4 separate regions of the Mus musculus genome follow, and regions 1, 2 and 4 are each linked to region 3. A link is a loop called in an ENCODE intact Hi-C map of the cell type or tissue named here. Cell type or tissue: heart. All regions are shown on one strand.

Region 1 (8,000 bases), 58 kb before region 3:
ACGACGTATAGAGATTTTCCTTACTATATTTACAGACCTTGTTTCCATCCAGGCTTAATTTTAAGCAAGTTCCTTTGCCACTACTTTAAAAACAAATCATAAAAAAAAAATCACACTATCACACATTTTGAAAAAGCTGTGTAGTCAGGGGCAAGGTGGGAAGGGCCCTGGGAGCTGGGGCAGCAGCCTTCCGGAAGTGCCAATGGAGGTGCGATGCCAGGGAGCAATGAGAGTCAGGCTCACTTGGGACTAGGAAGGAATCTATTTTTGTCATCCCAGAGACTCTGCAACTTTTAACAGGTCATGAGTAAGTCACAAATTATACATCAGACGAGCCTTCCCTTTTCACCCAGCCTTCTCACTGTAGTCTGCTGGGGGGGTAGGGGCAACACATCCTGAATAAGGTCATTTTGTAGAGTACAGAGAGATGCTGCCTCCTAAAAACGAATAGAGAGACAGAGAGAGAGAGAGAGAGAGAGAGAGAGAGAGAGAGAGAGAGAGAGAGAGAGAGAGAAAGAGAAAGCGCACTAGGTGACTGAATAATTCTGCAATTTAACAAATCCATTTGAATAATGCAGTGGCTATTAGGCCATTCCATCCTGACTACACAGGGCTTGGGGCTCACTCTATTCAAGGACAAATCAAAATATTTTAGGAGCCACATCCATGGACTGACCTTTCGAGAGAAGCCAGTGTTAATGGGGAAAAAAAAGACCTTTGATAAATGCAAAGATTCAGACACTCCCTAGTGGTGCCGACTAAAGTTAGAAATCGACGTTCTGTGCTGGAGAGATGGCTCAGTGGCTAATTGCCCTTGTTGCTCTGGCAGAGGACCTGGGTTCAGTTCCCAGCACCTGCACGTGGCTCACAACCAACTGCAACTCCAGCTCTGGAGATCTAACAGCCTCTTTTGGTCTCTATGGGCATTCTAGACCCATGTAGCAAAACACGCATTTATAGAGAATGAAAAATAACTTCAAAAAAAAAAAAACCCAATAACTTCAATAAAAACTGTAGAGGTCTACTCTTTAGCCCAGTGACTTCCTTCCTCAGTGTGGATTCTTCATCTGTCCACACACTCCCAGTTCTTCTCTGTGTCCCTACAAGGCTAGTGCTATCTGCCATAATGCTAGTTAAGTCTTAGCATGTGAACGTGAAGCCTTAACTCTGTGAAGGGTCCAGAGGTTCAAGATCAAGCCCAGGGCTGGGAACCTTCCCTGCTGCTGAGCTCTTTCTATTCAAGCTCCGCACTGAACACTTGGCCGGGGAATATTACCGTAACAACACTGCTCCAGCCAGGAGACAGAACAAACCCCCAGTTAGCCACTGCCAATTACTCTCCCCAGGTGGGAAGAGTGGCGTCCTCCTTACGCTCATAAAGCCTTATTTTTATTATTTTTTTTTCCAGGCTACTCTTGAAAGTTTGTATGTGACCCCATTTCTTTTCCATGACTATTGAGCAATTTTTTCCACTTTTCTTTCTTTCTTTTTTTAAAAATAGTGTGACTTTTCCCACCCACCGCCTTTCCCATCAATTCATCCTTTATGGCTTTTGGATACTTTCATCCGTCCCTCAGTCCCTTTATCTCCTTTTCTGTGACAAGCACTGAGGGAAAGTGTTTTCTTTACTGTTCTCATAAAGGCTGCTCTATCTTCCAGCCAGCTATCTGGACGTTTCCTTTGGAATGGGTTGGCAAGCTTCCATCTCAAAGTCTCCCTCTGTATGCTAATTTGTATAGGAGGCCCTCTCCGTTTCCACAGCAGATAAGGACTCCTTTACAAAACATAGCAGAATAAACAGCCACGGAGAGGGAGCGCCAGTGAGCTCTAGTGCTGTAACTCTTCAGATCCCCTCACCGCCACACACACACACACACACACACACACACAAATGTAGCTAAAAGCAAACTATATGTTGCATAGCAAGACAGGTGGGTCAGGCTCCAGTAAGCCATGGTCCTCTGAGTACTTATCAGAAACTGAGGCACAGGGACTGTAAGAAGCTTGTCCAAGAAAAAGAGATCTCAGGTTAATCGCAGAGCTCTGGAATCCCAGTCCAGGACTCTTTCCTATCTGTTATCATCTCAGTGGTTGGACATGAGTCCACTTCAAGCCACATGCACAGCATGAGGTCAAACAGGGACATGGTGGCTTTGGCCCTATCTGAATATCTCTCTCTCCCAATATCTTATCTACTGCTAACTAGCCGTGGTGCCCCGGAGATCCCGGACTACTGCATCCACCACTGGCTCTCTGTCTTGAGACCTTCGCTTTTCTGAAAGTTGGGTTCTTTCTCTTTGATAAGAGAATTTTGTTATTGAATTGGGGGATCACAGCCTGTGACCTAAGTCAGCTTTGGTCACCAAGGATCCTCAGCAAGCCAATCGAGAGCCAACTTCACTGTGGAAAGCAGGGAAAGGAGACATATTCGATGGGAAGAGGGGAAGAGAGATTCTGGACCCCGCCCCCCAAGTCCATGTCCTGGGTCCTGAAGTGAAACTGAAGTTGAAATAGAGAGCTAAGCATGTGCTCATCGAAGAGGTCATGGTCAAGGTGTGGTCCCATCCACCACTGATCGCCATGATCTGGGCTTCACTCTCATCCTTCTGGCAGCCTGACAAGTTGGTAGAACACTGTGGACTCTTTCTGGAAAAAAAGTTCCTCTTCCCCCTCTGACTTCTCCTAGCATCAGATTCCTGGAGAACTCCTATTTCTTTGGGGTCTGTGGTTTCAATGGCCGATGGGAAGGCTAAAAGAGATGAGTGTCTTTTTTTGGGAACATCTTCATTAATGCAGGGCCAGGTACATTTCTGTTCCTTAGGTTAATGCTCCGACTTGGCCATGAAAATCCGTGCTGTTTAAGTCTAGAAACATCAACATTCAGCCCTCCCTGCTGCCCAGCAGTGAGCTACTGGTTTCCCACCCCCCAGGAGCTCCTGCATACATTACGGTTTATTTGAGGTTGTATATTGCATTGCATTACAGTTATTTCTGTATTATATCTCCTGTCTGTGGGCTTACTTCCATTCCATGCGTTCACTTATAATATTTGTTAAATACCAAGTCACTGTGACATTACTATTTGTCACTTTCAAAAGCCTGAGGAAATGACACAACAGTTCATAATCAATAAATGATATGACATATAATTGCCTGTATTTAATACAGAAGCTTATCAAAGTAGGCCTGTACTTCTAAATGTGCTGCAGAGCTTCCAGGGGACACACCCAGTGTTCTGAGTATCTTCCAGCCCCGAGAGTCCCCAAAAAGAGCCATGTGCTCTCCGCTCCACTCTCCACATCCACATGTGCAGTAGTCCCGAGAGTCTTAGCCAACTGGCAGCTTGCAACCCCAGACAAGGGACAGGCCCTTTAAAACCTGCCAATCCCTGCTTTTAGGGTCCCAGTGACCCCAGTGTGAGCTTTAGGGCTCCGAGAGTCTCTGTCCAGTAAGTGTACCTGCAGGCATCATAGTGAGCAGTGGTCTTTGTCATCACAAGTAATACCTCAGAGCTGCAATGCAAAGGAAAGTGTGCTCTTTTCTGCACCGACACCCATGTGTGATCTAATCGCAGGCAGTCTTTCTTTGTTTAATCATCCTGCAGACAACTCTGGGTTTTCTTAAAATGTTTTTCCAAATGGTCCATCAACCCTTGTTTCGTTTCCTTTTTCAGATCATGTGACACAAGACACAAAAGACAAATACAGGGCGTCAGGCACCAGGATGCCTTCCTAGCGCACAGAGGAACCTCAGGAGCTAACTTCAGCCATGAGTGGCTTGTCATCTTTTCTCTTTCCAGGGTCCCAGGCAATCTCGGGTACAGAGAAAACAAGTTGTTTCTGATGATGAGAGTGTGGCGGGTACTGCCATTTGCAGGTGACACTTGTCAGGCAAGCCAAGGCATCAGCTTCCCAGCCCTGGGCTACAAGCACTTCAGCTCCATCAGCCACCTCTCCAGGGGCTACAAAATGAGGGAAGAGCGTTGCCTTGGGCATCGGCAGGGATCGAATAAGATGGTGTTGGTGAAGAAGTGGCACAGTCCTTGATCACGAGAGTCAGTGAGTGGTCTCAATTGGAAACTGTCAGTCTGTCCTGCAGACAGGAGAGTGTGGTGAGTGTGCTGTCATATATATACGGGCAGGATGCTGGTAGTGTCCTTTTCTTTCTCTCTTCTTACAAGAAAGAATAGAGAAGGCCTGAGCAGGATTATCCCTACCACGGTGAGCACCGGACACTTGCTCTCCAAGTCACATCAGTCGCACACACTGATGCCTTTCCGGCTTGCTCATTTTCTATTTTTCTTGCTACTGTTTTATGTCTAGAGGAGGCGTCGTTTATACCAGTCAAATAGAGCCAGAACTGATGAGGTGAAGCACGCGGAGCTATCTAGGTGCCACCCACCACCGCGATGACCAGAAGTAAGGGTAGTGTACAGCTATGGCTTGACACATTTGGTTCTTGGCTTTTACTGTAAGGTTTCTGGACCATGTTCACCAAAGAGACAGTTATTTCCACTGACCCAATGGTGTCCCATTGTATCAGGAGTAAAATCAAAGTTACAGGAGTTTCAGATTTCCAGTGTGTTGTACAGAGCAATACATGTGAGGACCAGCTTCCCGGGTTAGGGGCACTTGTTAAAATGCAACTTCTGGTCTGCTGCTCTGGAACAGATCCTGATGAGGCCACTGGCTAGGACCCACAGAAAGCAGCAAGGGCTTTGTAAAGTGCTTTCTGCCAGATTTAGATACCACCCTAGTTAGATATGTGACCATGAGCCTTTGGCCTCTCTTGAGCTCAGATCTTCTTGCACAAAGTACACCTAATAATTTCTGTCCCTTAGCATGGTGCCTAAATCTGCATCATTGTCATTAGCCATACATTCAGGGCTTATGACTGGAGCATTGGGAGCATGGCATACAATAACAGCTTAGGATGGCAGTGGATTGTGTCGGGGGCTATAACAATCATGCTATTGCAGGAGAAACACAAGGACTTCAGTTGGTACCGGTTGATTTTAGAGTCTCTATTAGTGGCTACAGGTGCTCATGAGTGGATGATCACATAAACAATACTGTAATCTCATCAAAAGCAAAGATACTTTACTGCTTGTTCATGGCTTCACAATAGAAACCTTTTTCTAGAGCCAACCACAGATCTGTGGCTGGGAATTGTTACATCCCCCTCTAACTTGATAGGAGAAAGTTTCAACTCTTAGAGGAGCTGATAGAAATGGACAGCCAACATCTGCTCACTGACCATAGTGGGTCTAAGGTCAGCAGGGCTTTAGAACTGGTTTATCCGTTTGCTTATCGCTGACCTGCCCATTTTCCCATTTCTCTATGGATCTGGAAATCCATCCTTTTGTGGGGGCCACATAGGGGAAAGAGTATTTGTTAAGGAAGTATGGAGCCTCAACTAATATAATTCTTGTCATCTCTCATACACTGCCCTCTTGCAGTATGCAAAATGTTTGCCATTATCCATCCATTATTCTCTATCCTTTGGCCCAGAAGGCACTGAAACTGGGACCCATCAACTTTGGAAAATGATTTATGCACAAATCTCAAGAAAGGGCACTTCTAATCCTTTCACAGTTCCCAAACGACTCTCCTGCACATTAAAATAGAAACGCCTTGCCTTGGCTCTCCGACCCAGAAATCCCAAAGGGAGCTCACAAGACACTTCAGAAAGCCCAGAGTGACAGTGGAGTTCACTTTTAAGTAAAAGTCTCCTTCCTTCAGGATCCCTGTGTGCAAAATGAATTACTCTTAAAATGATTTTAAAAAGTCAAACAACCATCACAATTAAGCATGCAAGTTAAAAAAAAAAAAAGCAGGGCTAGGCTCCAACAATACCCTTTCAGAAATTAAACAAAAATAAAAAGCTGAACTCTTAAGTACACTGCAAACTCTGGCTCCTTCTCTCCTTGCTTGGAAAATGCAGTATTGGTTCCAACAGTACTCCAGTAAGTGTGTGCCCAACCGCAGAAAAATGTTCCAGTGGAAAACTGTTGGGATGAGGGCTTTGGAGCCTGGCAGCCTTGCATTCAAATATTTGCTCTGCTGCTTCTTAGATACTGGCCTTGCAAGTCTTAAACTAGAGCTCTAGAAGTTTCTTCATAAAATGGACATACAATGGACTGCCTCTTACAGAGTCATCGTGAGGGTTAGATAAAACATGTCTAAAGCCCCGGGACAGACTAAGACATGCAGCTCCCACCTCGTGATAGTCTGACGAAGTGGAAGGAACGTTATACGGAGCGTTTATCTGTAGAACAGTAGTTATACAACAGGGACGCGCTCTACCTTCAGGGCACGTTGTTTTATAGAACAGATTTGCAAAATTCTGGGATTCGAGGGCAGATATCTGGCCTCAAAGACAGCACAACCCAGCATCCTGAAATCAAATGCTCTCCCCAGCCACCTCCCAGCCTGCCAGGCACCCAGATCTTTGCTTTGATTCCTGATAAACAACCAGTTCAGTTTCCTTCACAGGGCCCTGTTCTGAGCGTGGGAAGCACTTTGATGCCCTCATCATGAATCTTCCCAGGATCCCTGGGCTAACTGACACCAGGGACCTCAGTGGTGAGATCAAGGGCCAATCAGACTGACTCTGGAGAACAGGTTTTTGTCACATTGCCTCTTGCAAGAACTGGGGCAGATTTAGGAGTTGTGTCCTGTTTAAATGGAGATAGGCAGAAGACCTAGAAGCTCTAAGCAGAACACACCAAGTACCTTGTCTTGATAATACACAGAGGACCCAAGGACTGGTGACCCCTGGGAAGCGCTGGCGACTTGGGCACCAGAGAGATTTGAGTAGCCAAGTTCCATGGGGAGAAAAGAGAAGTGGGAATGTGCATACCTAGATTGACCCTGATGTAGCTGCAGAAAGCATTACTGCATCAGTTACTACTCAGAATGAGTGAAGGAGGAGGATAGCCAGTCCTTGAGCCTCAGAATACTGTCTGTGCTATTGTGAATAAGGCTACCTGGACGACTTGTAGCTGGTGTGACATCAAAGGAATGTACATGATAGCACAGCACATAATTGATGTGCGGTAGCTGGTGGTCCAGCATGTTTGCACAAAGCATCTCTCAGTACAGGCACATGGGGAGAGGACCAACCAGAGGCGAAAACCACATCCCTTTCCAGGATCATTGGTTTTCAGTGATAGTGACTGACCCCTGGGCTTTGTGCATGCCACACAGTGTTTTACTAATCTCCTCTCCCTAGTATTATTACTTTTTTGTGCATGCCACACAGTGTTTTACCAATCTCCTCTCCCTAGTATTATTACTTTTTTTTTTTTTTCCAAGACAGGGTTTCTCTATAGCCCTGGCTGTCCTGGAACTCACTCTGTAGACCAGGCTGGCCTGGAACTCAGAAATTCACCTGCTTCTGCCTCCCGAGTGCTGGGATTAAAGGCGTGCGCCACCACGCCCGGCTCCTCTCCCTAGTATTGCTATCCTAACAGCATGAAATTACTGAAGACAGCAGAGAACCAAAGTAGAAGAATCTACTCAAGCAGTGGCAGATGGCTGAGACACTCACTCAGGTGGTCTGGTAGTCTGGATTCAACTGCAGGGGCTTATTTCAGTTTTGACATAATCAAAATGCTGAGCCTGAAGAAGAAAACACTCGCCTCACTAACAACCTGAACCCACACGGCAAGTGCCAGAACGTTACAGCCTTCAGGTCTTGATCAGGTTCATTTTCTCCACCAATTAAAGAATTAAAAGGCAGGAAAAAAAGTCTCAGATGTAGCAGGAAGAAACAGCTAACAAACCTTATTACATTAATATCCATAACTCCATTATATATATATATATATATATAATATATATATATATATTATATATATAATATATATACATATATATTATATATATAATGTTTACAACAGGTTTCAACTGAATTTTAAATTAACTTTCCTTATAAACTACCCTTTCACTAGTGAAGTATTAGAAAATCTGAGCATCTTATAATATTATTGATGAGTA
Region 2 (8,000 bases), 80 kb before region 3:
TGGCAACATAGGTTATTATGGGAAGCCTTTATGTTACTGGAGGCCCTAGAAGAAACAGAATGGCCTGGTCTCTTGTTCGAGTTTAAAATGTGATTATTCTGCATTGTTTACACTCTCTCCAAACCAGCAGGGTCATCCAGTCTTGATCTTTTTTCCTCCTCCTCCTCCCTTTTTTTCTTTTTTTGGTATAAAGTTAGCTGCTTTGGGTATTTGCTTTCCTAATGAAAACTTGACTGACGCACTGCTATAACCCCACCCCCACCCCATCTCTCTGTCCTTGCTGCGCCTTCTTGTGCTCCCCGTGGGAATGTGAGCTCCACAGTGTCCTTGCCCCTTTCTCTTTCCTCACAGGGTCACTGCTGGCCATCCAGCGTGTCTGGTCCTGAGTCGGGACTTTATAAGATGTCTGACTTCAAAGCACATTATCTTTCACTGAGACATTTTGACAGTTAGCATACTGATATGCAAATATAAAGTTTGGGTGGAGAAGAAGCAGGCATGTCTCACCTTATTCTCTTTTGTTGTACAAGGAACAAAGGTAAAAAGAAGCAAAGGATCAATGGAACAAGAAAAAAAAATCTATGTACTTAAATACCACAGGAAGACAGGTCGTTCTCTCTAAATCCCTCACACAGCATCACGGTCAGTTCCCTGCCCTGCTTTTCTTGCAAACGTGTTGAGACAAAGGATGGAAAGGATATGTGCACTGTTTATAGAATATTTTCAGGAGCAAATCTCAATAAGAAAATGAGCTATAGATGCATATACACATATATGCACTACAGATGCATATACACATATATGAGCTATAGATGCATATACACATATATCCTCAAATGAGGGCAAGGTTCATGCTTTCGAGTCTATGGAGAAAGAAATTGATAAGCAACATGACTGGGGGACAGCTGGGGGACAGGTCCATCACTAAAGTGCTGCCACACACACACACACACACACACCAGACTGAACTCCACCCCCCAGGACACAGGGAAAGCTGAGCATAGCATTTGTATTTATAACGCCAGGCTTGGGGTCAGAGAGCGGGAGTATAGACAGGCAGCTCACTGCAACTCACTGCCCAGCTCACACTGAATGTACAACACACACATATGCACACACATATGCACACACATATGCACACACATGCACACACACTCACATACATGCACATACATGCACGTGTGTGCACACACAACATGTAAATAAACATGGATACATGCAAAATGAAAAACTGACATAATGACCACTCCTTATCTGAAGTGGGGGTGTGTGTCAAATTCAGGGATGTGTGCCTGTTACCCAAGTATTGTACAAATTTAGCAACAGCTATACTCCACAGATCTTTTTTTAATTCTAAAAATTTCTGAATCAAAATTATTGATCTTCCCTTACATTCCACTGGCACGTGTGGCAGTGTAGGGGAGTAGCCACGGGCAGCTCCGTGGTCCAAGCACTCTGACATGCATCCTGTCTAAGGGACTCACAGCTAACTACATCCAACTGAGCTGACAGCTGACAAATTAAATCACCTGAGACAAAGAAGACATCTTAGCTTTATTCCTGTAATCTCATTGTGAAGTGACAGGTCAATTAGACCCGTGTGCAGGCTCTCCGTACCCAGGTAGGAGGGAACACGGTCTAATCCAGCCCCCTGGGAGAAGCCACCAAGTGTGCCTGGGCAGCACCTGGGGGTACACGTGGCCCATTTTCCTCACCAAATGCCTCTAGTCTGGCAAAATGAAGTCGATTTATACTCCACGTGGGAAACATTGCTTTCCAGAGAATGAAAGGCATTTTTTCCGAGCTGATATAGTTGAAAGACAAGGAACCCATGAGCCCCACACAGAATGACTATAGGGCTTTTATATGTAACTAAAATGGTCCCCAGGCAGTGGTGGCAAATGCTTCAGGCAAAACAGGAAGGCAGCAGGGATGAGGGTGGACGCTGTGACGGGATTAAGTCTGAACACAACAGAGCCTCCTTTAAATTCCAAACCTGCCCAGAACCAGAGCACCCTTCCTCTATTTCTGAGACCTTTGCCTTTTTCCTCTCATTTCTGCCACGAAGTGAGCATATCACAGAGCCACAGACTTCAGCACTAAAGGCATTCTTGAAAAGGAAGGCACAGGTCAAGTCTGACAATCTTATTTTGTAAAGAGTCAGACAGTAAAAAATTTTAGTTCAAAGGCAACCACTGATACCAAGTATGTCAGTGAGCATTGCTGCCTGCCCATAAAATGTAATTTACAGAAGTGTAGAGAGCAGATGTGGCCCATAGCTTGCTAGCCCTGTATCTAGGCCACTTTTTGTGTTTTAATCACGAGGATAGGTATCCAGGACACTGGTGACTTTCCCAGGTCTCTCAAAAGTGCTCTCCTCAGCATGTCACTACACTCGGCGGCTGGCTTTGTTTATGATATATAACATCCCGATTCCCACACTAAAGCAAGCTAGTGTCTCTGCTAATTGCAGAGAAACACTTAAACTTGACTATTCACCTACACAGTATATGCAACCGTGACTACGTGCTGTATCAGCTACTACTTCTTGCCTAGGACAAACCTTCTGAAGAGGCAATCTAAGGAAGGGTGGATTCCTTTGGGCTCCCGGTTTCTGGGGCTTTTAGTCCATTGGATGGAGAAGGTGTGGCTGAGCAGTTCTTTGTCATAGTGAGCCTAAGGCAAAGGCGCTCAAGGGGGACAGAACAGGAAGGCAAGAGAGTCAAACTAGAACTAGTGTATAGGGCTGTACCTTCAAAGGTTGCCTTCAGCAACCTACCCCATGCTAGCTAGCCAGAAGGTCACTTAACCTCTCAAAACAGCATGCCTTCTAAGAATGCGTGTCCCAACATATGAGCCTCTGTATGTGTGTGTATATGTGTGTGCACATGCACACACACGTGCATGTGTCAGAAGGAGCATTAAACAGAACCACAACATTGGACTTCATTAAAAAAGTATTTATTTTAATTTTTTGTGTGTGGGAGTACATATGTGCACCACATGCAATGCCAACAGAGGCCAGAAGGGGGCATTGGATCTCATAGAACTCCGAGCTGAGGACTGAACCTGGGCCCTGTGAAAGAACCTTAGGTGTTCTTATCCACTGACACTTCTTGTCAGCCCTTTAAAGAATGAATGCCTTCATTCTTTAAAGTAATTTCACATGCTCAAAGCAAATAAGTATAAGTTGGGGGTGGGGCTATAAATAAACCACCACCATCTTTCATCATCAAACTAGGTCATCTGGACATCGTGTCTGACCTTGGTATCTACGGATTTTTGAAACATAGATTTGATTTAACTGAAAATCAAGGTACTCCTTACCTGCAATGTGGTATCTGCAGTGAACATGTGTGTACACTGTTTCTGCCCTTATCCCCTCATAGCGTACTAGCAGGGTTATTACATTGGAGCAGGTATTGTAAGTCAACTGGAGAGGAAATTAAATGCACAGGAAACTGTAGGGAGGCTACATGAGGATGCTACACCAATTTCAATAAGGAATGTGAACATTCTCTGAGATTAGTGTCTGCAAGGGTCCTGGAATCATTGCCATTGAATGCTAAAGATGGCTGCATGTACTTCATGTCAATGTAAATTGCTTATTAGGCTTATTTACCAAGCAATTAGCTATGATGGGGGTTATAGGCAGGAGTGTGGGAGGGCTTAAAAAAGCCCCACTGGAGATGATAACACCTCCTTAGCTGAGGGAATGAAAATTCCTGGCAAAAAGCTCTTTCTGCAAAGACGGATTGACTAATCAGCGCTGCAGTGGTGTGGAACGGTGTGGAATGTGGCAGGACCAGAAGCTGGCTACCTTATCTTGGGCTAGCTTTAGCCCCTTGAGAAGCCGTTCCTTGCCTACCTCTGTGTTGGAACTAATATCCATAGATTCACCTTTCTAGAATCTATTAACTTAGCAGATAACTAACTTCCACCAACTCAAAAGCTACCAGTGATGTCAGATAGCACCTGAGGTCTATAGCAGGGCTTCCTCCATCTCGCTTTAGCCTCCTTTCTGATGTATCCATTGCTGTATTTTAAAATTGCCTTATAACAATTCTGTGGTATGCAGCTATTATTTTTTAAAAATAACTTTATGAAACTGCTTCCGTGTGGAAATATAGGAACCTGAGATGACCTCGCTGCGTATTTTCTAGGCCTTGGTCACTCAAATTTGGCTCTAGAATAAATTCTCACTCCCTTTGATGCGAAGAGTTGTGTTTGTTGAACTGACAGCTGCAGAGCTCGGTTCTTCGCAGCCAATAGATTTCTATCCTCTCCCTGAGGCCCTGTGCATGTAGGGAAGGGTTGCACACAGCTGGTTTGGAGGAATGACTCATCCTCTGGTAACAGTGTGATGAGCCTCTTCAGGGAGGCAATATGGACAGTCAAGACCCTAGACCTCCTGCTCTTTTTGTTCTACGTTATCTTCTTGTCATACATGACTGTCTCCTGGGCCAAATGCCCAGGTTTTCATGAATTTAGCTGTGCCAGGTTCCACATATCAGCACAGCTGGGTGTCTTGAGTGTCTGCATTGCCTCCTTGAGGCGGCTCATCTCACTGTTACCAGAGTGAGTCACTCCTCCAAACCAGCTGTGTGCAATCCTTCCCTACGTACACATGGCCTCAGGGAGGGGATAGAAATCTATTGGCAGGGAAGGACCGAGCTGGGGATCCTAGTTAGGAAGGGTACTCAGTGGGTCTAGGAAGTGGGTGACCAGGCAATGCTGTAGCTGTGGCTGCATAGAACAAAGCTACACCATTCATGAAACACCTCAGACTCCCCAGGTAACCTCTTTACAGTGCACTTATTTGTTTTTCTTTGGTGTCAGGTTGATCCAGAAGTAATTCCTCTGCACTTTACACTGAATAGAGGTTCTACCTCCCTCCATCCCAGCAAACCAGTAAGACCCCCATAATCACCAGAGGGAAGTTAAAGATGCCTGACCCACCCAACATTCTCTGGTACACATGCCAAGAACCCCAAACACCCGCTTAAAAATACAGTGAAGCTAGGATGTGTAGAATGACTCCCATGATGCTCTATGGGACACATTAGACACACCTGTTAACATACCTCCTTGTACCATTCTTACTAAATGCAGTTTCCCCTTTGTCATTGGCCAGCTGGGTATCTGCCATCACATGCGCTATGATCTTTGCCCCTTAACACTGAAGCAACCTAAAAGCCTTACTAGAGATATCTGTTTGTGTGTCATTGGTTGAGTGAACAGAGGTGGCCTTTGGGCTCACACCGTGAATGAACACAGAAGCTGATCTCCAGATGGGAATGGCTAAAATAACCAACAAGGCTTCCTTTAGTTTAGTTCATGTCTCAAAGACCATGAAGATCATCCTTTAGTTTTTGTCTGGGATGCTTTGATAAAGGCAGAGTCTTCCTGGAAAAACCTGCTCTTGGATTTCTGGGTGGACCCAAAGAAAGAATGTCTCCCAAAACCCCAAGTCTGTCTCCCAGTGCTGTTGCTTGGTGAGACCCACAGAAGTTTTGTCACAACCCTGTCTGAAGAGAGACAGCATTCAACTGTGATGGCGCCAAGTCTCCCACCCTGTCTGTGTCACATTTCCACCGAACACTGAGTGGCGTCTGCTCACTCTCCATAGGCAATGAACTATTGGGAACCCAGTGGCTCCAGGCAGGACTTTGATGCTGGCTATCTGCCCCGAGCTAAGAGATTTTCCCTCTACAGTCTCACCATGCTTGGAAGGCAAATCAAGGGAATATAATTAAACCAAATCCAGTTAAGCCCAATTTTGTGATCCTTTTTTTTAAACATTCATTTATTTATTATATGTAAGTACACTGTAGCTGTCTTCTGACACACAGAAGAGGGCATTGGATCTAATTATGGATGGTTATGAGCCACCATGTGGTTGCTGGGATTTGAACTCAGGACCTTTGGAAGAGCAGTCAGTGCTCTTAACCACTAAGCCATCTCTCCAGCCCAATCTTGTAATTATTTATGGTAAATTCCAACACTCATTGTAAAATCTGACAGATGGTGAATGGTTAGCCACTCTTTTTCGAAGACCTTATTTCCAAGATATAAATAAAAGCAAGCCTCAGACCGAATTCCACTGTACATACACTTATTTAACAAACAAACAAGCAAACAAACAAACAAGCAAACAAACACCAGCAAGCAGGTGTAACACAACTCATCAAGGCATGGTGCCATGTGTCTGTAAGACCAGGTTTTGGAAGGCAGAAAGGTTGGAAGATCACAAGTTCAAAGCTAGCCTGAACTACACAGTGGAATCAAAGCAAACTGAAGCAAATGAAAGATAAGTGGCTTATCAAACTGTTCAAGATTGCTCTTTGTGTTTGGGCCACCAGTGTGCAGGAAAGACACCACTGGCAAATACTGCAGGGGTCAAGAAGGATTGTGTTCCCCTTGGCCATTCACACTCGTACATCCTTCAATAGAAAGATTAAAACACTCTCTTTAAGAATGATCAAGTGGTGTCAGGCAGGAGGGGCACATGCCTTTAATCCCAGCACTGGGGAGGCAGAGGCAGGCAGATCTCTGTGAGTTTGGGGCCCGCTTGGTCTACAGAGTGAGTTCTAGGACAGCCAACGCTACACAGAGAAACCATGTCTCGATAGATAGATCAAGTGGTGGATACCGATCTAAGCCGAAGGCCATAGCTGGAGTTCATCACTGAAGATGACTCAGTTATTGCACTACTCTTTACCTGTTTCCTGGTAAGGAAACTGCCTTTGCCAAAGTCCCCCTAATATCCCACTTGTCTTTTCTTCCCTTGAAGATGGTGGAGATTCCTAGCTTCATATCCCACAAACCAGAGTTGATGCCTCCGTGCAAGAGGTCTCTGTGAGCCTGCTTCATCACTGTGGCCACATGGGTTATGATTGCTCAGAACCTATGCCATACAGGTTGGTAAATCTAAACACCACTTGTGGTTGGTGTGATGCCTCTACTCCTAGACAGCAGCTAGATGCCTCCCATGAAAGGACAGGGAGACTCTGCTACTTCAGGCAATCTTCACTCTTAAGTGTCTTTATCAGTGAATGTTCATTGTAAAAGATTCATCGTGCTAATTAAGCATGGCACACACTTCACCAATAAAAATCCATGTCTGGCAACTGCTATGTTCCTAAAAACCCCTCACCTCTGTGGTGTCTCTTAAGTCTGTTGACAAGAAAGATGTGTTAGTTACCATTCTGCTGCTGTGATAAAATACTATAACTATAGAGCAGCTTGCAGAGGAAGGGGTTTATTTGGGCTTATGGTCCCAGAGGGATTCAGTCCATTGTGGTTGGGAAGGCCTGGTGCCAATGCAACAGCAGGGGGAGGAGGAAGCAGAGAGAACTGAAAGTCAGTCGAGGTTATAAACCTTTCTAGCCCACCCCCAGGGATGCACCTCCTCAAGCGCCCATCTCCAAAGGTTCCATAATCTTCCTAAACAGTGCTACCAACCGGGGACCAAATGCTCAAATGCCCTTAGGGGACACTTCTCATTCAAATCACCACTGCAGACACTGAGAAAGCAGCCCAGAATCAAGTACCTCAACTCTGAGTCTGAGAAACATGGCAATACTCATGGGGCTATGTCCACACAGTGCAGATAAAACTGGATCAGGGGTAACTGGGCAGAGAGTCAACTCACCTGGAAGACAGGTCATGTTTTCATAGATGTGACTTAAAGTCAGAACTCTACATGGGACTTATTTGCACAATACTTATTGAAATAAGGATGTTTTCCTCATAGCATTCCTTGCAAGCACTTTCACAGATAATGAATCAGGTCTTTACAGCTTCCAGTCTTCCTGGAGAGATCTGAGGCTCCCAAGGGGTCTTAAGTTTAAGGTTCAGGCCATTACACTTTCCGAGGTCAGATAACCAATGTTGTCTGCCAGAAGGGCTGAATCGCCAGACATCAAGAATGTCTTTGAACAAAGTACAAAGCTCTGAATGGTCTCTCTTGAAAATAAATGCATAAAGAAATACAAACT
Region 3 (8,000 bases):
TGGTTTTATTTAAAGTATAGTACTCAAATCCTTTCTGAAATTTCATTTTAACATTACTAAAGAATATCTCAGTCACTGGCATTTGTGGACAGAATGGATGTATACTTATACATGTCCATTGCTCTTGGTTTCCTAGTGATACTGTTTTAAAAGACAGAAGGGTTTCACCCAATATATGTAATTGCTGGCATTTTAAGTCATTTGGAAAAAGTAAAGTTCTAGTACTTGTATACGTTATTATTTGCTCCGCCCCTTTATTCTTCCTTTGAAGGATTTGCTAATAAGAGTTGAGAGTCTCAGATGTTGTGTGTCTAAACCATTTGATAACATTTACTGAGTATGCAGCGTAGGCTGCTGGAATGGCTGCAAATGTCAGAAGCAGCAGTCTCAGCTTCCCAGAACTGCAATCTGGGTTAGTCATTGAGGAACACAGGACATGGGAGTACCCACAGCATACTCTGAGCTAACTCCACACATGCTTCTCCCAGATCAAAGGAAAAAAAAGGGGGGGTGGAGTGGTGTTTTTAGTTCCAGAGATCATCAATGCTTATAAGATAACAAATGCTTATATTGTTTAAAAATCAAATTATCTTTGTGGGTTTGTTTTGTTTTGGTTTTGCCAGAAAGAATGACTCAAATCCCAAGATTCCAGGAGTTTCATTATTTCTAGAGAAAGCAGACATGTTTAACACAACAGCTAGGAGGAGGCTGGTCCAGAAACCGGGGGGTGGCGGGGGAGACAGTTTATGGGAACAATAATCTGGTTTTATTTCACTGGGGAAAAGCTTTGAAGTCTCCTGTTACTTCTTGCGGTTGCTGTAATGTATTTATCAAATGTTAGGAAGCAGTTACTTCATTGGCTGTAATCATCAGTGATAGTGTGTGAGAAGAGAGAAAGAAGAGCTTTCCGGAATACAGCTAGAGTATTCCATAAATGAACAGAATACATCCAGAAAGCAAAGAAATTGTAGAAATTTCATTACATTTCTGATGAGCCCTATCATATGAAGCAATACTCCCACTTGGCCATGAAATGCACATCTTTATTTCCTAAACACGCAAGACACAAACACATTGATTCTTAGAGTTGCCCTCAAGGTTGAAGGTTCGGAAAGCTGCAGTCTTTCAAAGGTATTAACAATGCAAGAAGAGGCCAGTGTCGATCAAGGGATAGACACACACACTTTTTGAGGGCAAATACCCTAGGTGACATATCTGAAGTCACATACAGTCAAGTGGCAACTTCCTGAAAGGGCTTATTAACCAACCTCAGCCAACCTTCCTGGGTGACTCACAGAGTGAGGAGAATGGAGGTCCTTGTGGAGAACTGTGTCTGCTTGTCCAGACTTCAGACTATGATGAGGATGCCTACTTATATATTTTAATCCATTCCCAGCCTCTGCAGAAGGTCACATCACAAAGCAGATGTACACGCTCATTTTTATAAGCTGAGGAAAATGAAGGCATCGACAGGTATCTCCTTTCTGGAACACACCTCAGTGTATTAGTGTATCCATAAAACCAGCAGCCTCAGGATCTTGGACAAGCCCAGGTGTCTTAGTGTGGTCATTTGCATATGCTTGGCCCAGGGAGTGGTGCTGTTAGGAGGTGTGAACTTATTGGAGTAGGTGTGACCTTGTCAGAGGAAGTGTGTCACTGTGTGTGTGTGGGGGGGGGGGGGGGTTAGATTTCCTTCTTCTTGCTGCCTGGAAGACAGTAGATTGCTCCTGGATTTCTTTGGATGAAGATGTAGAACTCTCAGCTCCTATAGTGCCATGCCTGCCTGCATGCTGCCATGTTCCCATCTTGAATGATAACAGACTGAACCTCTGAACCTGTAAGCCAGCCCCAATTAAATGTTGTCCTTTATAAGAGTTGCCTTGATCACAGTGTTTCTTCACAGCAATAAAACTAAGGCAGTGAGGGTTTCATTGCTGTGAAGAGACACCACGACCAAGGCAACCCTTATGTATGTAGGTCAACACTTAACTGGGGCTGGCTTACAGTTTCAGATGTTTAGTCCATCATCATCATGGTGGGAAGCATGAGAGCAAACAAGCTGGATTGGTACTAGAGGAGCTGAGAGTTCTGTATCTTGATCCAAAGGCAGCAGAAGGGGGGCTGTCATCTGTAGGCCATCAGGAGGGGACTTAGATTCCACACTGGACAGAGTTTGAGCACAGGAGACCTCAAAGCCCACCTACACAGTGACACACTTCCTCCAACAAGGCCACACCTCCTAATAGTGCCACTCTCTATGGGCCAAGCATTCAAACACATGACTCTATGGGGGCCATAGCTGTTCAAACCAGCACACCATGGGTGGAAAGGATTACAGAATCCTGGTGTTTTCACTGAGTTTTATCTCTGCATCTCAAAAGCAAATAAAAAGAAATAACAACAAAGCTAAGAGCTTCCTTCAGAGGCAGAGAGAGATGGAACATATACAGCTCATGTTCTGAGGATATTACAAAGAACAGAGTCAAAGGTCAGAGGCCTCGGACATCAATAAAAACAACAACAACAACAAAACAAAACCTTAAGTTAAACTCTGAACTACATACTTGGGACATCAAATGACCTAGTGAGTTTGTTCCACGGGCACACAACAAATCAGTACTTTGCTGTTACGTGTTTCTGATAAAATGTTAAGATAATCCAATGGAAGAAAGGCCAGACATGTCAATGAAGGGGCTGGAACAACCACACAGAAAACAAACAAAAATGACCTCATATGTGTTAAAAAATGTATTCTACATTTTCTAAGACTCTAAGTAATTCTAAGATTATGAATCTCCATGTAAAAATAAAACTATAGTAAAAATATCCACGCTGTTTGGTTAGACATGGATTGCTTAAACACAAACTATAGAAGAAAGAATTGCTAAAATAGGTTTAATCCAAATTTAAAAAAAAAGTTTATTATTTGAAAGGCAGCTGGGAAAACAGAGGCATAAGCAGCAGACTTAAGAAAATATTTGCAGTGCTCTGTTCCTCATATTGCTTAAATCCCCCAAATGAATACAGAAGTCTCACAGTTTAGGAAAAGAACACATTCAAGAAGGAGAGAAATGTCTGAACAGGGCCACCACTAAAGAAGGCCCCCAAATGGAAATTCTACCCTCTAGTTAGGAATGAGATGACAAAGCCTCTACCACACACCTACAAGCAGATTATATTTAAAAAGACTTGCAGTTTTTAAGTTATGGGAAGGACATGTGTCATGTGGCACTCTCAGACACTTCTGTTGAGGATGCAAAATTATCAACATATTCCAGAAACTGGAATGGTAAATTCTTGTAAAGTTATAGGTATGACCCATAGAGTCTATCCTTAGGAATATACTCATGGAAAATAAAGGCTGGCTTACATTTGCATAAAAGAAAAACCACAAGACAAAATGCACACTAAGGAGAAAAGATCACAAGGCAACCTTCTAAGGTGAGGGAGGCGCTTTATATACCAAGCAACTGCACACAGTGGCAGATCTCAGAGAAGCTCACCATGGCCTGGGTGCACTGCATTGAACCAAATAATGCTTTGAAATCTCAAGTTTAATTCGGTAAAGATCCCTCTTTATTTGCTGCTCATGGGCACAGAAAACAATAGGAACATAGTAGGGAGTAACAGCTGAGACTAAGGATAATGACTGGAAGCTGAGACCCCAAAATACAGAATGTAGATCAGACAGACTACCTTCCCATGAAGATCGTCCAGGGGCTTTTATTTTGTAGAAAAATAGTCTTGACTGAATAACGGAGAAACAGCTGAGTCCTGTCACAGAGTGCTCGCTCATGACAGTCCACATCAGAAATCCTTGGAGACAGGGAAAGGGCAGGGAGGGACAGGATGAAAGGAAGACATCAACAGAAGAACAGGAAATAGGGGACGACAACTAGAAAAACACAGACTCTGTAATCTGTAGAAAACTGCCTGGCAGGGAAAGAGGTCATGAAGCTGGGACAGCGCGAGGAGAAATGGTGGAAGAGAAGGCAGAGGCGTGAGAAAGGTCACGAGGGCCCTGCAGAAAGAAAGCAAGGAGACTCAAAGCCAAGATGAGCCAACAGAGAGAGAAGAAATGAAGAGAGACACAGACTGAAATTAAAGAGGGCGACGAGGTTTACATCTGGAGTCAAATGTGAGCTATGGAAATGCCTGCGGATTATTTTCCCATAAAAAATAAAACAAGGAAATGCCAAAGAAATAACGAGAGGAATTTCTTCTCAGATAATTTCAGTACGATCTTGTTCCATCTATGAAATGTAGCCTTTGGGGGATTTTTTTTTTTAAACTCAGCTTAAATCAAACTTTTGGTCCAACGATTTTTACATTTTAATGATTTTTTTTCAAGAATCTTTAAAAATGTTTAGAAACGATGCTGTGCTGAGAAGCAGAGAACCAGCAAGATGGAGACAATGGTGGAACCAATCTGCGCTCTAGTCCTAGTTCTGTCAGGACTGCGAGACGGGCGCACACTGGGGCATCTGCGGTAACGAGATACACCTTGCCAATTTCAATGATTCCACTTAACTCTTTTCCTCTCACACCTTCCTATGTATCTCCCTTCCCTTATCCCCCTCCTCCCTTTCTCCTCCCCCATGCCCTGTTTCTTCGTTCCATCAAATGATGCTTTGGGCCAGGCTGAACACTCAGCTGCTGCCAAGGACACAGAACCACAAGCCATGCAGCGCTGCTAAGCACTTGGACTTGCTGGACGCCAGCTAGAGCTTCCAATGCTTTGACGTAAGAGGGAAGCAAGTATCAGACATTCTGTCCTAAATATTAATTCTGTCAAAGATAAAAGCATGTTTTTCTTTCCTGTGGGAACGTCAGCCTTTTGTATACAACATTTTTTCTAGGTACACTCTCTTATTTATCTCTACGTTTCCTCAATGTCATGTCTTCCATTTCAGCCTGAAATTTTAAAATACATCCTGACAAGAAAGCCTGGGGGTGCTTTTGTACTTGAGGCTGTAAACACAATCATGGGAATTTAAGGGCAATCGTTTCTGACACCATCAAAAGCCGCACCGACCTAACTACAGACACCTCCAGAAAAGCATGCTTTGCTCTGCCAACAACGTGGTGTGCTAGAAATCACTTAAACTAGGTTTGAGACTATCCTAACTGGTGTTGGCATCACAGCCCTCCTTTCAACTCTCCTCAGAAGGAACATGATATAAAGTTGTTTTAGCATAACAAATACTATACCTTTATATATCTTAATCCCTTCTCTTGACTCTGTGCTATTCAACTCATCCCTGGAGGATCTGTGGAAATTTCTGTTTTTACCCTGTGACCAATGGATCTCTGCCAATTAGCAGGTGTTCGATGAAAACTTTTTAAGAGATGTATGGGGGAGTCATGTGCTATACCTACAGAGGCTGCCAAGCTTCAAAAATGAATCCAAGCAAAGCTCTTTGTTGGACTCGAGATTCATGGATTCAAGGTTGCTTAGCTAAATTGAGACCATGAAAAGTCTTCGGATTGAATGAGAAAGAGAGTCCGGTCTTTTTCCTTTGGCTTCTGCCCCAGAAGGTTGCACTCAGTTTCAAGAGGGGACATTGAAGGGGGCCAAACAGAAACATGACAAACAGCTGACCTAAGGCTCAGGCTCTCTCTCAGTGGTCCCTGATTATAAATAGCAACTGGTTCTTTCAATCACTTAGTACAGAGCCCGAGGTAGCATTTGTGGGTAACTAGTAAACGGTCTGTGGTTATAGTGCAATTGTAACTACTGGTACTTTCAGTAGCAGGGTTCTTGAATGATGTGTGACAAGTGAATATTATTTCATAATTCACAGCCCATCTGCAGAGCCTAAACACTATTCCTGATGGGCCTGGTGGTGAATGCCTGTAAGCCCCTCACTGGTGAGTATGACATAGGAGGATTGAAAGTTTGATGCCACCATAGGGTATATAGCAAGTTCCTGTCTCAAAGCAACAAGATAACAAAGTTACTCTGTCTTAAACTTTTTTCTTATCTGGTGACATCATCAGGGACAGTTTCCATACCATTCAGGGACAGCCTCCCTACTGGGGTGCACTCATAGTAGGCAAAAGAAGAGACTCAGGACAGTCAGGAAAAGATCTATCTGACCCCACTTGACACTAAGAGAGAGGAAGAGAGAAGGACATGGGCAGAGGTGTTAGGATTTAGAAGCACCTTGGCGGGTTGGAGCCAAGGTTTGCCTCAGAGAAAAAATACCATGCAAGTTCTCACACAAGAGATTTATTGGGAGAGAGGGAAGCGAAAGGCCATCTTGGTGTGGGGACATGTGAGGTAGTGTGGAGAGAATATCTTGTGTATTGTGTGGGTACATCACTTGTCAATTAAAAAGTCTATGCCATGTGACTTTGACAGAAATAGAAGGTGTGACATCATGGAGGCAAAAAGAATTCTGCCATAGAGTCAGGAGCAGAAAGATCTACCCTGGAAGATGTTGGAGACAGATGCAAGGTACCTGCACATAGATAACCAACCACATGGCAAAAATGTAGATTAAAATAAATGGGTTGTCTTGAGTTATGATCTAGTCAGAAGAGAGCCTAGCTCTATGGCCAAGGTATTTGTAAATATATTTTGAGTCTGAGTCTTATTTCTGGGAGCATGAAACCGGGAGGCAGAACCAGGACTAACTTCTACAAGGTAGAGACATACAGACAGAAAGACAGACTGAAAGACAGAGAGGATGTGAGAGAGCCATGATGTCAGGAGAGACCTTTTAAAGAGTGTGAGTGTTACAGCTCCTAGGGACTGTGGAAATGTGCTGCACCTGGCAGTGCCAGGTGATGATGTGTCCGGTCCCTGAAGGGCACACTGGTGGAGTGCCTGATTTCTAAGAAGAAGAATGGGGCTGTCTCCTGAGTGTTTTTATGTTGGAGGTGTGGTGCCAATGAATTATACTAAGAGATGTTTTGAGTTCTTTGTTTTGGTTTTTCAAGACAGAGTTTCTCTGCATAGCTCTGATTGTCCTGGAACTCACTCCACAGACCAGGCTGACCTCAAACTCAGAGATCCTCCTGCTTCTGCTTCCGGTGTGCTGGGATTGAAGGTGTGTCCCACCACCCCCCAGCAAGATGATCATCTTTTTAAAGGAGTGTGCCTTAAAACATGCAAATTGGGTTACTGGAAATATTGCTCTGAGGAGGATTACCAGTGAGAGAAGGCTGACAAAAAAACCCTGCTGCTCTCCACCCTCCAGGCTTCTTCAGGTATGGCTTAGGGTTTTACTGCTGTGAACAGACACCATGACCAAGGCAACTCTTATAAGGACAACATCTAATTGGGGTTGGCTTACAGGTTCAGATGTTCAGTCCATTATCATCAAGGCAGAACATGGCAGCATCCAGGCAGGTATTGTGCAGCAGCTGGGAGTTCTACATCTTCATCTAAAGGCTGCTAGCAGAATACTGGCTTCCAGGCAGCTAGGATGAGGGTCTTACGGCCCATACCCACAGTGATACACCTACTCCAACATGGCCACACTTTCTAATAGTGCCACTCCCTGGGCCAAGTTTGTACAAAGCATCACAAGGTGCTTCCTCCTCTCTTGTGATACCATTCGCCACCAGACCTTCCCCTGAGGTCAGATGAATAATGGCATAAATCTTGGACTTCCAATCTCTGAAACTGAGCTAAATGAGTCTCCCTCAGGCACTGTGTTCCAGCAACCAGGGGAAAACCAAACCAAACCAAGGCCCAACAGCTTGAGAAGCCAAAATAAAATCTACTTAGAAACCTGCTGCTGGAGCATTTCCCCTTTGCAAAGTCTCAGCCCTACATCCAATGGTACACAATCTTTCCTAAGCTTACTACAAGCACTTGCCAGGAGTTCCTTACTGCCTTTTAGAGTTAGACACCACACAGCAGACAGCTTTGCAATGGGAAACGAAGCCACATGATTATTCCCTAGGTGACTAAGTCAGCAGCACCCATCTCAGCGCACAGCTTGACAGAGGTGGCTCTGTCTGTGAGTCTCCTGCCTCAGTCAAATGTA
Region 4 (8,000 bases), 110 kb after region 3:
AATGACCACAGTGGGGGTGATAGTAATTTTTAAAAAAAATTCCTCATTATGAGTCATAAAAGACATAGGCCAATATGGGGGAGAGAGAGAGAGAGACAGAGAGAGACAGAGAGAGAGAGAGAGAGAGAGAAAATATAAATGAGAATTATCCAAAAAAGCAAAACATTCTTAGTTGACTCCAATGAATGAATCCACGGGGTTGGTAAGTGACTTACACGGGTCAAAATAGATTTTGCTCGAGAACAAGCTAAGAGGAGCCAGTTTGCAAGTCATCAGCACAGAGGCATTCTGCAGAGCAGCACTGTGACATATTTTAATGTCTTCCCGGCTAATAAGAGTAAAACAGACAAGCAAGCACAGGCCTGGGACTTGGACCATAATTTCTGCTGCCCTGGGAACAGCATTTCATAGAGTGATCAGGAGATTTTTGCTCCTCATCAGATCTTTATTAATCTACTGTCATGTCTCTGTATTTTATTGTTCCTGCCAGGTAACAGATTATATTAATAATTTGAGGTCATAAAATATAGAGGCTAACTCAGGGGCCTGAGAACAAGGTGAAGAATGTGTCTGGCATGATCCTTTTCTTCCCAGAACCTCTGCTTTTCCTGTTAGGGGAGGTGAATAGATAGCATTCCCAGGGCTGTCTGTCATATGAGAGGGCCAAGACTTGTTGTGTATTCCCCAAAGGCAATCAAAATCCTGCAATTTGCATGTAAGACTCACAGTACAAAAGGCACATAGACACTGTTACCAAAATACACAGGCCCTGGGTTGCATTCTCAGCAAAGGGGTGTGTGGAGCATAGAAGAATAAAATACACCATTTGCTTAGAACCAAGTCAAACTCTCCCAACAAGCTTGCTACCCAGCTCATCTCCTATAAAGAAGGAAGATAAACTGGGAGGAGTTAGGAAAGATGTTAAAGTTGCATTATAATATCAAGGGGCGGCAAAAAAATTCTTTCTTAAAAAGTAGAACCCAGTGTATGTTAGGAATGTCAATTCTAAGCACTGCTGACAAAAAGGAAAGGCTAGAATTTAACTGGGTTCACTGCAGGCTACATATGATAACACAATTGTTATTGCGAAATGAAGCCTCGGTTACAATTCTGGTGCCTTGGTTTTTATATTTAGGTGGTTGTTAAAATAAGATGGAATGCTGGCAAGCTGCCACAGGACAGCAAAGAACCCACAGAACGTGGAAGAAATGGCCACAGAAACACAGCAGAAAAGAGACTGACCGTTTTCAGGGGACCGTGCAGGAGGCTGGGAGCTTTAGCCCTCAGTGCCCAGTACTTTCAGAAGGCACATTTGCTTATTAGAAAAATGCATCCCGTATACAGTTTAGCCCTGGCCAATTCCTGGCAGGGTGGCTGCAAGAGGGGAAGCTGGAAGCCCTTCTGAGATGTGAAGAACTGCTCGCATGAAGATCATCCCTTTGGGGTTCACGGATTCCGGTGTGTTGACTCACAGCTTCGGCCACCACCCCAGCCAGTGAGCGAGCCAGCAGGGAGAGAATGGGTCCCACCCTCTGCCCCTCTGCTGCGCCAACCAGCTTAGGGGGAAGTCATACAGAGAATAACAACTCTTTAAGAAAGGTGGCTGCCAAATAAAAGGCAGAAAAGCCCTGGGGCCATTTTGTTTAGATTTTTTTTTTTTAACTCAATTTGTAACCCGTGGTGCCCTGAGGTACACCTGAAAGACAAATGCAAAGAAATGCAGAGATGACTTCTGGGAACTTGAGAGACAATTTTATCTATTTATTTATTTTATGGCAAGTTGTTCCTCTCTAGTGTGTAGCCCCATACACCTGGGTTTTGTTACGAAGGGAAAAGAATTGTGTCTTCAGATGGGGCTCTCTTGGGTGGAAATAGTAAGTAGCTGCACCAGGGTACAAAGGAGCCTAACACTGCTAAGCTTTCTAGTCCTTTTGCTTTCTTGGTAACCAGGGGCTTTCTACTTGCTCGAACTTCAAGCATCCTTTGGAAACATTAACATCCATCTCTGTATGGCAGAAACTGTGGAGTGTGTGTCCTGTGCTGTGGGTCCCTCCAGGTTACTGAAGCTGAGCTGACAGCAGACACAAGATGCTGGGAACAGAGCTGAAGGAAAAAAACCGGATAGGACTGCTTCTGCCTGTGACTTTAAACTTGCTACTTGCTTTCCCCTAAAACCAGGGTTTATAACTACAATTTTCTTTAATATACTGAGAAGACATTGGCTAACCATGTAGCCTGGTGTCTTTCACATGGTAGCCATGGGATGAATACTTGTTAACTAGTGTTGTTTTAGGCATCACATTAAGAACATTTCAACTATGGAGACAGCCTTGGTGTCCCAAATACAGGCTAGGAGACTCCATTCTTAAAGCACAAAACCGAACAGGAATGTTTAAATGATCTCACTTAGAGATGGGTTTTTCAAAATCAGAAAAAAATATATCTATGTATAGATATGTACATCTATACACACATATATATACATACACATACATACATACACACACACACACACACACACATATTCCCTGGAGAGATGGCTTGGTGGTTCAAAGCACTGGCTGCTCTTCCAATGGACTGGAGTTCAGATCCCAGCATGGTGGCTTACAACCATCTGTAACTCTAGTTCCAGAGATCTGATGCCCTCTTCTGATCTCCACAGACACTCTACTCATTGTTGAATACATATATACAGGAAAAAAATACCCATACATATAAAATAAAACTAAATTTTTAAATGTTCTATAAAATATTAAATTATAAGGAAAAGGACTGACTGAAGAAAACTATCAGTTTATCTTTCTCTGATATCTGATATTTTACAAATTTTAAAGACCATACTTTCTGTAATAAATTCTCTTTATCTCCTATTATTGAAGTTGAAGGAGAACAAAATAGACAAAGACCCCCCCAAATCCAAACATAACTTGAGATTATTAAGAAAGAAGTAAGCAATCACAATAAATTTTTCCAAAAAATTCAAAATAAATATATTAGACCTTGTAGACCACATAAGGTCTGTTTCTTCATCCTCTCCCCTCCTGTCCTCTCCCTCCTCCCCTCCTCTCCCCTCCCCTTTTCCTCTTCCTCTCTTCTTCTCTCCTCTCCCTCCTCCCACCCTACTCCTTATCTCCTCTCCTCTCCCCCTCCCCTCCCCTCCTCTTCCCCTCTTCTCTCCTCTCCCCTCTCCTCCTCTCCTCTCCCTCCTCCCCTTCCCCTCCTTTTCCCCTTCTCTCCCCTCATTTCCTCCTCTCTTCATCTCTTCTCCTCTCCCTCCTCTTCCATCCCCTCCTCCTCCTCTCCTCTCCTTCCTCCCCTCCTTCCCTTCCTCTCCTCTCCCTCCTCCCCTCCTCTCCCCTCCTCTATTCTCCTCTCTGCTCCTCTGCCATCTTTTTCCTCCTTCTTCCTTCCACTTTTCTCTCCTCTGAGAAAAAAGTTAAAACAAAAAAAACAAACAAAAAAAAAAACCAAAAACCAAAAACCAAAAAACAAAAAAACAACAACAACAACAACAAAAAAGACAAAAAGAGACTTCCAGGATGGATTTGCTGGCAGGAGCCAAGAAATTGTACAAAAACAGAAAGTAAATTTAACCTGCAGCCTGTTTTTAAAATAAAGCTTAATTATTAAACACAACTTTCACTTGTCCACAAACTATCTCCAGACTCTTTCCCATAGAGGAGAATGCCTTTCACAGAGACAATATGGCCCATGACGCCCCAAATACTATTTATTAACAAACTCTTATGGAAATGATATTTTCTGCTCTAGAGCAACAAAACCACTTCATTCTTATCACTTTCTCCATAATTCTTAACTCCAGAGAGAATTCGAGCAAATGGTCCCAGTTACTTGGTTGAGGGGAATTTTTTCCTTTTTGCCAATATTATATGTCATAAAAGGCAAAGCATGATAAATTTTATATAGGAAACCAGTGTGAGGAGGAAAATTTGCTCCTTAAAATGGGTGGCTTGGCACACATCTTCATAGCTTGTAACAACCTAAAATGGGAACTACTGCCTTTTATGAAATGTTTTATGAAAATAAAATAGCCTGTTAGAATTCCAAAGGAGGATGCTCAATATAAACGTGGGGCAGGAAAACATCCTTCAGAAGAAAGTGAGTTTGTGGTGAGTCTGAGTAGAGTTTAGTGGGCACAATCATTTGCTTTACCCAGAACAATGGCCTGCTCGGATCTAACATGCTTCTTCTACGGATCAATTTCAATTCAGATCTATAAAAAGATATAAAACTAGTAAACAGAGCTAAATGCTGTGTGTGGCTCTCTCTCTCTCTCTCTCTCTCTCTTATTTGTGTGAGAGACAGAGACACAAAGAACAACGAGTATTAATATAACTAGCCAGAGTTTTAGAGAAAGAGGCTCTGATTCAGAAGCCTCAATAACATACACACATAGACACACACTTACACTCACACACACAAATACACACATACCCATATATACATACATATACACACTCACACATAAACACACACACATACACATTCATACACACACTCTCATACATACACACACTTCCCACACTCATATACATGCACACTCATATGCACTCATTCATACACACACACACAGAGAGAGAGAGAGAGAGAGAGAGAGAGAGAGAGAGAGAGAGAATGTTAATTTCTGTGTCTCCAGCCTCAGAAGGGGTTGATATAGTTCAGGTAGACAGACACTCCTCAAGGACTACCATGTGCATGCAAAGTCGAGCAAGAGTCTGTCTAGAGTCCTTACTAGAAGGCAGAGATCCCAGGCACTGAGTGACTCTGTGGGCCTCAGGGAGGAGACAGTGCTTTTTATCAAAAGCAGTTTCCAAGTGCCTGTGAGACTCATACAAAAACTGAACTGAAGCCAAATCATTTCCAGAAGTTAGATTTCTCAGCTGGTCATCTTTCTCTCAACTCTGTTTGTGTTTCGCCCTAGAAATTAAATTTGGAAAGTACTACAAGATTGTTCCTATCCTGTTTGTGTTTCACATTCCTTCTGCATTACCAATCAAAAGTTCTTCCTGCCATCCATCTCAGAAGCTCCAGGCTGTGTCCAGCTTAGAGGGATCAAGCGCTACCTCCAAGCAAAGGGCCCAGCACCAGCAAAGTGACCTCCATCCCAAAGTCAGGGATGTTAGAAGACTCCACAAACACAAAAGGCTTTCTATAGATGCAGCACGTTCTTCATCCATCCATCCTGAAACCTGAGCACTTAATTTTCAATGGGGCCTAGAGCAATTTTCTATCCTGATTTCCACTGTTAGTTTACATACATACATACATACATACATACATACATAGAATTTAAAAGGGAAACCGCATGAGAGCAAAATCCATGCACCCTAGCTTGATCATCTAAAACTATTTAGCCCTCAGCTCACTTCCTGGCATGTAGCAGAGGCTTAGCATCTCTAGATAGCTGGACAAAATTGCAAAAGACCAGAATTATGTTTCTTTTGTATTCTACAAAGTGGTAACCCACAAATGGCTTCGTAAACCTGCTTGGATAATAGCTGAATGCAGTGTTGGGAGTTAACATGCGAAAGATCTACTATCAATGCACCAAAGACAAGGATCCTGGCAGCTTTAAGTCATCCTTAAAGCCCGTCGTGTGTATAAGGTTATAAATGCAAACGTTAAACCAGGGAGGGAAGACATGGGATGGATAAGGTATCATAGCAAGGACAAGGAACGTCCTAGAGCTCTGCCTGTGACCTATACAAGCAGCAACCAGATAGCATGATAGGAAACCTCAAAGGTACCTAAAATTAGATACAAAGCAGCCAAACATAAAGAGAGCATGCACGATACAAAAGAACTACAGTTTCTCACGGGAGGCTTTGAACAGCAGTACTATACAGTTCCTAATAGTGTATATGTGTTCGTGCACATGCACGCACACACACATGCACACACACATACACATACAATGGAATCCACGTAGGATGCGCCCCTTCTACCTTTACCTCTGCTTTGGCAAAGCACACCACTGTCAAATTTTCTTCACCAAGTCCAACAGGCCACTTACTTTCCTGTGTTCACATCTAAACTGTGCTGGCGGGCTGTTTCCTCCACTCTTCCCACTTCCTGTCTCATTCTTTCCCTAGGAACATCCTGTGTGCTGCCCTTGGCCCTCACACAGATAGCTCATCACCGACCTCTCAGCCCCGCTCTGTCTTACAAAGGGATCAAAATTGTATGGGATCTTCTCCTGGAAAGCCAGGGCCTCTGGCTGGCGTCGGGGATGCTTGTTTTGTTGTTTGCTCCTTCCTCATCGTGGTATTTCAGGGAGATTTCTCTTTCTTTGGGATCCATTACTCAAACAGTCTGATATATGAAGTGAAGGCCTCTTTACCTCAAAGTCTGTGGAGATCACAGAGTAGCTAGTAGCTACTTTTTATTCATGTTTATGTACTGTGCAAGGCACCCTAAAGGAGACATCTCTTCCTCCTGCCTTATTACAGTTTAATTTCTTGTGTAAACTAAACCTCCCCTGGGGGAATTTTCCTAAACAGGAAGCTTTGTTTCCTAACCGTGGAACCAGAGACTCTGACTATCTCATTTTAGACATGTCCTTATGTTGTTTCAAACTAAAGTAGAACTCGGTTCACTTCCCGCTACTTGGATTTATAATAGCTTTACCAGAGTTCGTGCAGACTAGAGCTGGGTTGTTGACCTACCTGTGCAATACAGTGAAAAGCCTCTAAAAGTCCTGGGGCTGCAGATGAGAGCCGGCTGCTTAGATTGGTAAGGTGTAAGGCTTTAAATGCTGTCCTTACTGATACAAGGCACATGCCAAAGATGGTCAATTAAGCATTAGTGCCAATTTGGGTCAGGACAGGTAGAAGCGTAAACATTCATTCTCCCTAGACCAGAAAGAGTCTAAGCAGGAAGCTTTCTTACCGCGGCCTGGAAATGAAATGATGGTGTCCATTCATTTCACGAGATGGGGGCTGGTGGGACAGATCAGGGGAAAGAGCGCTTGCTTCCCAAGATGAGGCTCTGAGTCCAGATCTCCAGCAAGCACAGGAAAAGCTAGGACTATGCTGCCTGCAAGTCCAGCCCTGTAGGGAGCAGACACGAGAAAAGGATCCCCAAGGCTTTGCTGGTTGCCAAATTAGCTCCAAGTTCAATGAATAAAATGGAGATCAATAGAGTAAGATAGCCAAAGTCTTCCTCTGGCCTCTGCATACACTGCCAGGTACTCACACACGTGTGCATACACACACACACACACACTATTAATTCTAACCTCTCTCTAATTTCTACATTAAGAATAGTAGAGTGATGTGCATCCTGGACAGGGATGCAGGCTCACTCATAGTTTTTAAGGCTCCTCTATTGCCTTTTCAAAATTATATATATATATATATATATATATATATATATACACACACACACACACACATTACCTTGGAGGCCTGTGTGTTCATTTTGACTGTTCTTCAAATTATGTCACTTGTTCTATGTTAGAGATGACTAATGCCACTAGCCAATTGCTCTTTTGTTTCAACTAATAGAATTAAAGTCGTTGTTTCTTGCCCTGTTATACATAGCACGGGCTGGCTGCAAACTTGCTGGGTTTGTGTGTCCAGCTTTTGATACAAGCTGGAGTCATCAGAGAGGAAGGAGATCCAGCTGAGAAAATGCCTCCATGAGACCCAGCTGTTATTCATTTTTCTCAACTAGTGATCAGTGGGGGAGAGCCTAGCCCATCGTAGGTGATGCTATCCTTGGACTGGTGGTCCTGGGTTCTATCAGAGCAGGCTGAGCAAGCCATGGGAAGCAAGCCCGTAAGCAGCAGCCCTCCATGGCTTCTGCACCAGCTCTTGTTTCCAGGTTCCAGCCCTGCTTGAGTTTCTTTCCTGGCTCCTGCAGTGATGGACTGTGATCTGCAAGTGTAAAGCAAAGAGACCCTTTCTCCTCTCCAACTTGCTTTTTGGTCACCGTGTTTTTGTTGCACTTAGAAACCCTGACTAAGACACTTGCCTCGT

What was found. Hi-C counts contacts between places; a loop is a spot of excess contacts. Peaks named below come from ENCODE experiments on the same cell type or tissue, not always from the same donor. Only the 100,000 strongest peaks of a DNase experiment are listed, where the experiment ranks them.
Region 1: it touches region 3 in a loop (2.4-fold over the local background); 3 of 42 quality-filtered maps call a loop at or near these places.
Region 2: it touches region 3 in a loop (2.4-fold over the local background); 2 of 42 quality-filtered maps call a loop at or near these places.
Region 4: it touches region 3 in a loop (2.7-fold over the local background); 2 of 42 quality-filtered maps call a loop at or near these places.

The regions. Positions count from the first base shown.
Region 1 is chr3:53,219,708-53,227,707 of GRCm38, reverse strand. All of the region lies in intron 2 of Lhfp (lipoma HMGIC fusion partner), which reads right to left. Among named protein-coding and RNA genes, the nearest start is that of C130075A20Rik, 130 kb to the right of the region's middle. In heart, no CTCF peak of the experiment used is centred here; a DNase peak (open chromatin) is centred at 3,367; H3K27ac peaks cover 1,162 bases.
Region 2 is chr3:53,242,326-53,250,325 of GRCm38, reverse strand. All of the region lies in intron 3 of Lhfp (lipoma HMGIC fusion partner), which reads right to left. Among named protein-coding and RNA genes, the nearest start is that of Gm40048, 150 kb to the left of the region's middle. In heart, a CTCF peak has its summit at 3,015 (motif pointing right); DNase peaks (open chromatin) are centred at 4,335 and 4,595.
Region 3 is chr3:53,162,093-53,170,092 of GRCm38, reverse strand. All of the region lies in intron 2 of Lhfp (lipoma HMGIC fusion partner), which reads right to left. Among named protein-coding and RNA genes, the nearest start is that of C130075A20Rik, 74 kb to the right of the region's middle. In heart, no CTCF peak of the experiment used is centred here; DNase peaks (open chromatin) are centred at 3,912 and 4,612; H3K27ac peaks cover 1,487 bases.
Region 4 is chr3:53,057,086-53,065,085 of GRCm38, reverse strand. All of the region lies in intron 2 of Lhfp (lipoma HMGIC fusion partner), which reads right to left. Among named protein-coding and RNA genes, the nearest start is that of Lhfp, 20 kb to the right of the region's middle. In heart, no CTCF peak of the experiment used is centred here; DNase peaks (open chromatin) are centred at 1,275 and 4,915; H3K27ac peaks cover 2,262 bases.